Regions from separate parts of the Homo sapiens genome. Here region 1 is linked to region 2. Evidence: read pairs that join two places in POLR2A ChIA-PET (ENCODE). Cell type or tissue: OCI-LY7. All regions are shown on one strand. Links, peaks and the distances in the headings refer to the core of each region. The heading gives the core; the rest is flanking DNA.

Region 1 (5,380 bases), core at 275-5,274, 150 kb before region 2:
TTTATGATCATCCATTTCCAATTAATGAATAGGAAATGTATTTTCTCTTCCTCATGATTTTCTTAATAATTTCTTTTCTCCGGCTTACTGTATTGTATGGACACAGTATTTAAGACATATACACAGTATGTGGTAATTGTTTATGTTATCAGTAAGTCTTCTAGTCAACAGTAGGCTATTAGTAGGTAAGTCTTGGGGGAGTCAAAAGTTATACGTGGATTTTTGACCACGAAGGGGGTCAGTGCCCTAACCCCCATGTTGTTCAAGGGTCCCCTGTAGTGTGTTAGAAGGTCACATGTACACTGCACACAAGGACAGGTGGAGCAGGGAAGGGGAGAGTGACAGTGAGTGCGGACTCAGTGGCCACCCTGGATATGGTGAGCAGGGGTTATCTGAGCCCAGACTAGAGGGAGGTGAGAGAATCAGCCAAGCAGGCACCTGGGAGAAGGGCCTTCCATGCAGGAGCTAAAGCAGTCAGGCGAAGTCTCTGAGGCAGAGCTTGTCCAGCCTGCATGGTGAATTGAGAATAAGAAGGAAGAGGTCGGAGCTGGGTCAGAAGGTCACAGTGAGTTGGAGAATGTAGGATCCTGCAGGGTGCTTTCAGGATTAGCTTCTACTCTGAGTGGAGGGTTTTGGGCAGAAGAGCAAACACATCTGATGCTGGCTGCTGTGTTGAGTTTGATTACACAAGGCAGGGGCAGAAGCAGTCTTTCCGACCTTTTGGGAAACTCTTCCGCTTGCTGGTGCTGAGACCAGTGTGGGAGCAAGCAGAAGAGAAGAGCCAGCAGTGAGGGTGGAACCAGCAGTATTTCCTGATGGGTGGGAGGTAGGGTTTGGGAGAAAGAAGGAGGTAAGTTTGGTTCCAAGATTTTTCCCTGAGCAATGAAAAGTTGGTGGCTGCTCTCAGCTATATTACTTGTTCACAATTCCGGAGACTGGAAGTTCAAGATTGAGGTGTCAGCAGGGTTGGTTTCTCCTGAGGTCTCTCTCCTTGGCTTGCAGATGGCCATCTTCTCTCTGTGTCCTCACATGGTCCTCCCTTGGAGTGCATCTTTGTCCCGGGCTTCTCTTCTTGTAAGGACAGCATTCATATTGCAGTAGGGCCCTCCCTAATGAGCTCATTCTATTCTAACTTGCTTACCTCTTTAGAGGTCCTATCTTCAAATACAGTTGCATTCTGAGGTCCTGGAGGTTAGGACTGCAACATGTGAATTTTTAGAGGGAGACGGTTCAGCCCATAATACAGAGAGATGAGATTAGATCAGATTTCTTCCTGACATGGTAAAGTTAGAGGCAGAATAAAGCTGCAGTGAAGGTGGGGCAGGTGCCGTTAGCTAAAGCTTCCCAGCAAATTAAAGGTGAGATTGGAGGCAGCCATGATTAGAGGTACAAGAAACAGAACTCCCCAGCTTAAGCAAAATAGGGCAAGTACAGGAAAGTTGGTCAGGTTCCAAAGGGCTGGTTCCCAGAACTGGGATCTCCACAAGAACCAGGTTCCCACGCGGCCTCTCAGAGCCTCCCGATCTCTTTCCCTTGGCTTCATGGCCATCTAAAACATCTGGCTTTCTCCACTGCAGCCCTGACAAGGTCAACCTTGGCCCTCCCAGGCCTGGTCTCAGGTGGCTTCTCACTCTCACCACCTAAAAGATTTTAGGAATGATCCCTGAGGCTCAACTACAGAATCCTAGGAATTGAAAATCTGCTTGGCGGAATCAAGGAAAATGCCTACCCTGCTTCAAATAGTGAAGGCTGGGGGAGGTCAGTGGGGGACTGAATGAGAGAGCCGTGGAATGCAAATATGGCAGAAGGGCCCATTCTAGATGCACTGCTGGAAGGTGAGGGCTGGGGTGAGTAGAACAGAGCAGAGTTGGGAGCTTGAAGAGAGAGCCAGAAATCTCCACACAGAGAGCCAGTCCTTTCTCCTCCACAGAGAGCCAGTCCCTGTGGACATAAGCCGAGGGCTCAGGAGAGATGAGAGAAAACAAAGCCAGGGTCTGAATGGCTATAGGAGTATGAGAAGCAGAGGCACAAAAAAGAGAAAGTGAAAGTTCTATTGACAAGACAATTTAGACCAGGTAATGTTTTATCCAGTGCAATTACACAGAATGAGGCAGAACAATAGAGAAATAAGTGAGGTCTCAGACACTTTCAAGGGGCTGATGGAAATAATTTATTTTGGTATCGTTTCTTTCATGTTCTTAGAATATATTGGGCACTTCAGGCAACTTACTATAGAGTGTAAAATATATATTATATATATAACTGCAGAGTATATGTCTATCAAGTGGTTCAGCCCAAATGCAGAAACCAATTTGCTACAGAATGAAATGAATCTGCCCAAAGTTGGGGAATATTTAGAAATATTTTTAAGATATTTAAAAGTCGATATTTTAAAAATATTTAAAATATTTAAAAGTTGATATCAAAGTTGATATTTTAAAAGTATCAACTTTGGTTTTTTGTTGTTGTTGTCATTTTTTTTTTTTTTTTTGAGACAGAGTCTGGCTCTATTACCCAGGCTGGAGTACAGTAGAATAATCAGGGCTTACTGCAGCTTCAGCCTCCCAGGCTCAAGCCATCCTCTCATCTCAGCCTCCTAAGTGGCTGGGACCACAGACACACACCACTGCACCTGGCTATTTTTTTTTTTTTTTTTTTTGTAGAGATGAGGGTCTCACCATGTTGCCCAGGCTGGTCTGGAATTCCTGGGCTTAAGCAATCCTCCCACCTTGGCTTCCCAAAATGCTGGGATTATGGGTGTGAGTGACAGCACCTGGCCTCAGCTTTGGTTTTGATGACTGACATTTAACAGATGAGACTAGTCTTGCCACCTTCTTTGCCTCTCTCACCCATCAAAGGCAAAGAGCTACCTGTGACAAACGGTATCACAGCAGGCGTGTCGTACTCTCTTGGGATCTGAGCTTGCTTTTCTCTAACATGGACATCACAATGCCTATCCTGCCTATCTCTCCAGGTGACATAGGAGGGGCTCACCTGAAACACAGTGTATGCAAAGACTTTTCAAAGAGCAGAGTGAACGTATCCCCTAGGGTATGTGTGACATTCTCCTGTAGTTTGTTCTACAATGGTGGCAGGCAACTGTGGTGGTGGTGGACAGGGGTGGGTGGTCCTCTTTTATAGGCTGAGTCCCAAATACAGGCTTTGCACTAGGTGTCACTGCAGTGGAGGCAGGCTGGCTGTCAGCCCAGACCTGTTGGGGACTTGTCATGTCACATGTGATTCAACAACAACTGCAAGTGATGTTGACAGAGCTGGTCCAGATGCTGAATGCTGCAGTGCAGACAGTTTGATAAACGACTCGTGAAACACCATCTTCTATGCCTCTCCCTCATTACTTCATTCAGATATGTATTCAGGGACTTCTAGTCTTATTACTTTGTCCTCTGGACTTTGGTGCCACATTCTCAAGAAGGTGGCATAGCTCATTGTCATCAAGGGTTAAAAAATTAAATTCATTCTTTCATTTAATAAACAGTAGATTTTATTGCCCCCCTTCCTATCTATTTGCTTATTTTTCATGTCTTTGTCCCTGGCACCACAAGGTAAAATATGGTAAATCTGCAATCCTATGAGAAAAGCCCTAGACATCGGACCTCATTCTCTTGTGAATAACACCAGGGTACTCGCTCTCAGTTCAGCACAGCAGCTCTCTAGTAGAAGCTGCTGAAAGCCTCTGTATCAAGTAGGGAGCTCTGGTTGCAAGCCCAATTGCAAGTGCCTCATCTTGCTCATGGACCTGGAAAGTCTAGGTATGATGCTTTATTGTATTAAATACATTTGTCATTCTTGACTGCTCAAAATTGCTTAAACATCCTCTCCACATTTCTGGTCATTCCCCACATTGTAAATTCCTCCTTTCCAATGAAAAGACCCAGTCCCTCTTGCTGCTGGGGAAATAGATTCTATCACTCAGTTGCACTCTCCTATAACTTCTATTGGGAAGTAGGGTGACCAACCATTCTGGTTTGCCTGGCACTGAGGGAGTCTTGAATGTGAGACTTTCTGTGCTAAAATTGGCAAAGTCCTGGGTAACCTGAGCTGAGTTGATCACTCTATTTGAAGCCAGCTATAAAAGACAAGGGCCAGGGGCATCCATTGCGTTGGCCCAAGCAGAGGCTGCTCAGGTTGATGGCAGCAACAGTTTCCATTTCACATCAGTTCTGCAAAGAAGAGCTGGAAGCTGTCCCTGTAAATGCAGCCCAGAGACTACTTCCCACCATTCTCTGAGCCTCTGAATAGTCTTTATTGTATTACAGGCTTTAAACTACCTAAAGGGAGCTCTGTTGACTGACAAGACAGGCGGACTTCAGGTGTAGTTGGTCAGTGGCTTGGAGGTTCAGTGATGTCCTAGAAGGCTGTGTCTGCCTCTCTAGTCTTCTGTCCAGCTCAGGTGGCTCCTCTTGTGGTTTTTGGATGCCTGCCATGTACAACAAGGGCCATAACCTTTCCTCACTGATATCCAGTGGAAGAGAGAGAGTGCTTCTGGGTCATAATTCCAAGCAGACCCCAGAAATTTACCCTGATTGCACGGACTTAAGTCATACTTGTTTTAAAGTGTAGGCTTTATTATTATTCAGGTATGATGAGGCCAACAGGTCATGCAATGACCACCACTGAAAAGATAGTTTGTTACTCACAGTTCCTGAGATGAAGCAATCCCTGCTGGTGCAGGCGGAAACACCAAATTGGATCTCAGGGCAATGGGAGAGAGGGAAAAGCATGACCAGGACCCTTTACTGTGGTTTCCACAGGAAAGGTTAGGCAAGGCACAGTAAGCAGGCTTAGGACTGGCTAGTATGAATAATTTCAATGGGCTCTGGAGTGTAGGGGCTGGCCCAGGTTGGCTGTACCAGGCCCTGGGATGATTTAAGGCACAGGAATATTGCTTCCTGGAGTGCAAGAGCCAGATAGGAGAGGTGGCTCAGAGTATGAGCTCTGGATTTGTTAGTTTGCCTATGAAAGACCTGGGTGGACCTTTTGCTACTCTATCTCTGAGCCCTGGAAGAGGCAGTCTCTCTCCAGTCAGTGAGGACCTAGATGTCAGAGCATCAAGAATACAGAAAATAAGAAAATACAATTAATATAGTACTCTCACCAAAATAATGAAATGGCCAGAGGAATGGACAGTGCTGACTGGCTTAAGGTCAGTCAAGCATTTCCAAAAGTGCTTAGCCTGTGATGGAAAGAGGTAGATGCCAGAATTAAAATTGGTTTTCTGTTAGGCAATGGAGAGGTGGAAGGAAACAGACACTGGTGAGATCACAGTGAATGTCATGACATACATCTTGCTTTTACTATCTGTAAAACCTTAAGGTTTCGCTCAAAGATGACCACTAGCATAAAGCCTTCTGCAGACCCA
Region 2 (5,380 bases), core at 248-5,247:
GTTCAAATGTAACTATTTAATGCTATAGATTTCCCTTTTAGTGTGGCTTTATCTGTGTCCCACAAGTTTTGATATGTTTTGTCTTCATTTTTGTTCAACTCAAATTTTTTCCTTATTTCCCCATTTGAGTGCCCCTTTGACTCATGTGTTATTCTGAAATGTGTTGTTTAATTGCCAAATATGTAGGGATTTTCAGATATATTTTCAGGATTTTTATTATGATTTCTCATTTAATTCTGTTCTTGTCAAAGAAGATAATTCATTAGATTTCTATAATTTTGAATGCATAAGATTTATTCCATGACACAGAATATAATTCATCTTAATGAGTGTTCCACGCATACTTGAAAAGAATTTGTATTCTGCTATTGTCAGAAGGAGCATTCGGTAAATGTCACTTAGCTCAAACTGTTGATAGTCTTGTTCAGCTTTGCTATATCCTTATTAACTTTATGTTTACTTGTTCTTTTAATTATGTAGAGAGGAGTATTAGAGTCTCCAAATATGATTTTCACTTCTGTCAGGTTTTTCTTCATGTTTTTCAAGTTCTGTTTTTATGTACATACCCAGGATTATGTCTTTCTGATAAACATATAATATTATTATGTAATGTCTCTTTCTAGCCATGGTAATATTCATTGTTCTAAAATCTAATTTTTCTAATACTAGTATAGCCACTTCTACTTTTTTTTTTTTATCAGAGTTTTCATGGCATATCTTTTCCCATCCTTTTGCTTTTAGCCTACATATTCCTTTCTATTTAACTGGTTTCTTGTAGAGAGTATATCATTGGATTTTGTTTTTCTGTATTCAATTGGACAATCTCTGCCTTTTAATTTGGGGCATTAAGTCAATCTACATTTAATGTAATTATTGATATGGTTGGATTTAAATCAACTGTCTTGTTTATACTGTCCTGTTTTAATTCTTTTTTTTCTGTTTTCCTATTTTGTCTTTAAATTATATTGCATAATTCCACTTTATATTTACCATTGGCTTGAAATTATATTGCATAATTCCACTTTATATTTACCATTGGCTTATTAGTTATACCTCTTTTCTAATTTATTTAGTTCTTACTCTAGGGATTGCCATATTTACATTAACTTATCAAAGCCTACTTCAAATAATAGTAGGATACTTTGGATATAGCATAAGAACCTGGTAACATTATAGTTCTATTTTCTGCCTCCCATACTTTAAGCTGTTTTTGTCATACTATTGCATATGTTATAAACTCCAAAATTCACTGTTACTATTTTGCTTCAGACAGAATATTTTATTTTCAAAATGTATTTCTTATAAAATAATACAAAGTAAGAAAAACTGTTTTATATTTACCTTTATTTTTACTATTTCTAAAGCTCGACATTTCTTTGTGTATTGCTAGAGCTCTTCATTTCCATCTGGTATGTTTCTGCTGCCTCAAGGACTTCCCTTAATAGTTCTTATTGTCCAAGTCTCCAGGCAATGAGTTCTATTAGCTTTTTTGTCTGAAAAAAATTTTTATTCTGCCTTCATTTTTCAAAGACGTATTCACTGGATATAGAGTTCTAAGTTGACTTTTTTCTTTTAGTACCTTAAAGAAGTAGCTGCATTGTCTTCTGGTTTGTCTACTTTCTGACCAAAGTCTGCTTGATATTCACATCTTTGTTCGACTGCATTTAATGTTGCTTTTTCCTTTGACTGCTTTCAAGATTTTCCCTATATCTTTGGTTTTCAGAAGTTTGACTATACTGTGTGTATGTGTGTGCATGTGTGACATCCTCCTTGAGATGCTTTGAATTTTGTGTATCTTTGCTTTGTCATTTTTTATTAGTTTTTAAAAATTCTCAGTCATTATCTCTTCAGCTACTTCTTATATCTGTTTCTCTATCTCCTCTCCTTCTAGAATTCTAATGATGTATTTTTATTCCATTTGATAACTGTCTCACAGCTCTTACTGTTTTGGGTTTTTTAATTCTTTTTTTTTCTTTTTGTCCTGTTTTAATCATTGACCTATCTTCAAGTTCACAGTTCTTTCCTCAACAATGATGTCCACCTTCCCTTTAAGTATGTAAAAGGAATTCATCTTTGATAACATGGGTTTCTTTTAAACATTTCTAGCATTTCCACTTGATTTTTTGAAAATCATTTCCACCTCTCTGCTAAAATTTCCCATCTGTTCATGCAAGTTGTCCACGTTTCCCAACAGATCTTTTATCAGTTATAGCTATGATAAAGTCCTATCTGATAATTCTTTAACATTTGGGTCATTTCTTAGTCTGTTTCTGTTGATTGATTTATCTCTTAACAATGAAGTCTTTTTATTTGTTCATGTGTTTAGCTTTTGTGTATTTTATAGCTATTCATCAAATGAAGAATATTTTAAGAAAAACAGTAGAAACAAAGATAAATAATATTTATCCCTGAAAATGGATCACTTCTTTTCCTGTCAGTCCATCAGCATGTGTGTGTGTGTGTGTGTGTGTGTGTGTGTGTGTGTGTGTGTGTATGTCAGTTAATCTAGTCAGTTGTTCAACTAGGTTGTTGCTTGCTATAGTCACCTTAGGGGCACCCAGACTTCTATCTCCTCCAGTGAAGAGCTGGTGGTTTTCTTCATATTGTGGTATCTATGGTGCTAGTGGATTTTTCCAAATGTTCTTGTTTCTCTCTTAGCTTTCAGTGACCACAGAAGGGTCTTTTTCTTGCTTCTTCCCCAGTAGTAGACTGACCTTGTGTGTTACTTGGTATGAGGCTCATGGTGGAGGCAGGGGGTGTTCTTGATTCTCCTCAACCAGCTTCTGTCTTTAGCAGGCCCTGTGCATTTGGATCACCTTGGGAATGGAAGTGTCTCATTGTTACCATTCTACCTACCCCACCTCTTGGGAATGGAAGTGTCTCATTGTTACCATTCTACCTACCCCACCTCTTGGGAATGGAAGTGTCTCATTGTTACCATTCTACCTACCCCACCTCTTGGGAATGGAAGTGTCTCATTGTTACCATTCTACCCACCCCACCTCTTGGGAATGGAAGTGTCTCATTGTTACCATTCTACCTACCCCACCTCTTGGGAATGGAAGTGTCTCATTGTTACCATTCTACCTACCCCACCTCTTGGGAATGGAAGTGTCTCATTGTTACCATTCTACCCACCCCACCTCTTGGGAATGGAAGTGTCTCATTGTTACCATTCTACCTACCCCACCTCTTGGGAATGGAAGTGTCTCATTGTTACCATTCTACCTACCCCTCCTCAGGACAGCCAAACTGTGCGTTGCATCTGGTTGGGTCTTTCGGAGCAAGTGCTATGAGAGTTTTCTACTCTTCCTCCAGAGGCAGATAGGTGTGCTTCTACCCCTCCCCAGCAAGTGGTGAATCTCTGCCTGTTCTCCAGAAATGGGAGGGTTTCCTCTTCTAGCAACTTAAGGCTTATACCTCTTATGAGACGAAGATCTGGGAAATGGACAGGGTTTTGTTTCTGCCCCCCAGTGGCAGCTGATTACTTCTGGCATGCCTGCACCACTAAATGTGGCTGTCTCTAGTTTTCTGCCCTGCCCCCTATATTTCTTGTGTGTATCCAGTGGAGACTCATGGATAAGAGCTTGAGTACAGACTTCCCATTGAGTGTGGAACTCCAGAATATTCTGAACTGTCATGATAGTCTACACTTGGCCTTTATGAATTTGTTAAAAGTTTCTGCTTTCTTCTCATCCACTTTTATGATGGCAGCTTTTGGATTCTGCTGAAGGTGAAACCGTTTGTTCGAACTATCTCTCCTTAAAGGGGCTCATCACTCTTCGGAATTCATTCTACCTCTTTTCCTGGAAAACTCAGCTCTTTGATGGGCTCAAAAAAGTTATCATTTTGCAGATTTACCTGCCTTTTTCTCATTGTTATGGTAGGAGTGACATTCTCTTGTGGCTTTCTACAAACTGAATAGAAATAGATCTCCTAGGGAAGGTGGAAGGCTTTTCATTCAAAAAATCTATTTCTTTAGTAGATACAGGAACATTAAAATTGTCTTCTTCATCTTTGGTAAGTTTTATTTTTCATTAATTTGTTCATTTCCTGTAAATTTTTAACTTTTGGCATAAAGCTGTTCATAATATTCTAACGTTATCTTTTAATTTTTAATAACAGAATCAGCAGTAATGTTGCCTTTTTTATTTTTGATATTGGTTTTTTTTTAACTTGTTAAATTTTATTAGACTTTTCAAAGAATGAACTCTTGCCTTTGGTGAGTTTCTCTATTTTATACATATTTTTTGTATTTTTATTTTTTTCTCATCTAAATATTCAATTTTTCTAATTTCCTTGGATTTAATTTGCTGTTTATGTTATAACTTCTGGTGATATCAGCTTATTAATTTTCAACATTATCTTTTATAATATATGCATTTATAGCTACTCTTTCCTTCCATGCATGGTTTAAGTACATTTCATTAGCTTCTATATGTAATGTCATCCAATTCACATATTTCCATTGTGATTTCTTCTTTGACCCATAGAATATTTAGAAGTATATTTATTTATTTCCAAACTAATGAGAATTTTCTATTTAACTTTTCTGTTATTTATTTATAGCTTAATTAGCTTGTCATCAAAAAACATACCCTGTATTATTTCAGTCCTTTAAAATTTGTTCACACCTAAAGTATGAAAAATCTAGCACATGGTAAATTTTTGTATTTTAAAAAATATTGTTATACACAGTTGCTATTGAGTAGACTGCTTTATGTATGTACACATATACACATATTAATTTGGTTAAGTTTATTCCTTGTTTTGGCCACTTCTATCTCTTTACTAATTTTTTTTTCTGCCAATCACTGAGAGAGCTGAAAATTAAAATCTTCCATTATAATTGTGAATTTGTCTATTGTTTTGTGGTGAGTTCAGTCAAATTTTACTTTGTACACTTTGAAGCTATTTGGTATGTCCAGATTTAAAATTGTTTTAACTTTGTGGGAATCAAACCTTTTATTAGTCTACAAGACTTGAGTAGAACAGACTTTTTTTTTTTAAAGAGAGGGTTTTGCACTGTCACCCAGGCTGGAGTGCAGTGGCACAATCATAGCTTACTGCAGCCTTGAACTCTTGGGCTGAAGCAATCCACCTGCCTCAGCCGCCTAAGTAGCTGAGACTACAGGCACATGCCACCATGGCTGGCTAATTTTTTAAATTTTTTGCTGAAATGGAGTCTCGCTGTCTTTGCCTAAGCTGATGGCAAACTCCTGGCTTCAAGTCATCCTCAAGCCTCAGCCTCAGATTACAGATGATAGCCACCATGCCTGGCCCCTAAGTACAGGATAGATCATTCTTAGTCCCACTATTCTGAATTATTGGTTTGTCTGATCAACCCAACTACTGAGCTCTCTTAGACTCTGAACTCAAA

What was found. Peaks named below come from ENCODE experiments on the same cell type or tissue, not always from the same donor. Only the 100,000 strongest peaks of a DNase experiment are listed, where the experiment ranks them.
Region 1: POLR2A ChIA-PET joins it to region 2 with 14 read pairs; 2 of 35 experiments call an interaction of 5 or more read pairs at or near these places.

Annotation. Positions count from the first base shown.
Region 1 is chr1:230,047,835-230,053,214 of GRCh38, reverse strand. No RefSeq gene overlaps it. Among named protein-coding and RNA genes, the nearest start is that of GALNT2, 17 kb to the left of the region's middle. In OCI-LY7, for the core only: no CTCF peak of the experiment used is centred there; no DNase peak of the experiment used is centred there.
Region 2 is chr1:229,898,539-229,903,918 of GRCh38, reverse strand. LOC105373163 (a long non-coding RNA gene) reads left to right here and starts at 3,239. Exons shown (of 2, transcript XR_949257.3): 1 at 3,239-4,020. In OCI-LY7, for the core only: no CTCF peak of the experiment used is centred there; no DNase peak of the experiment used is centred there.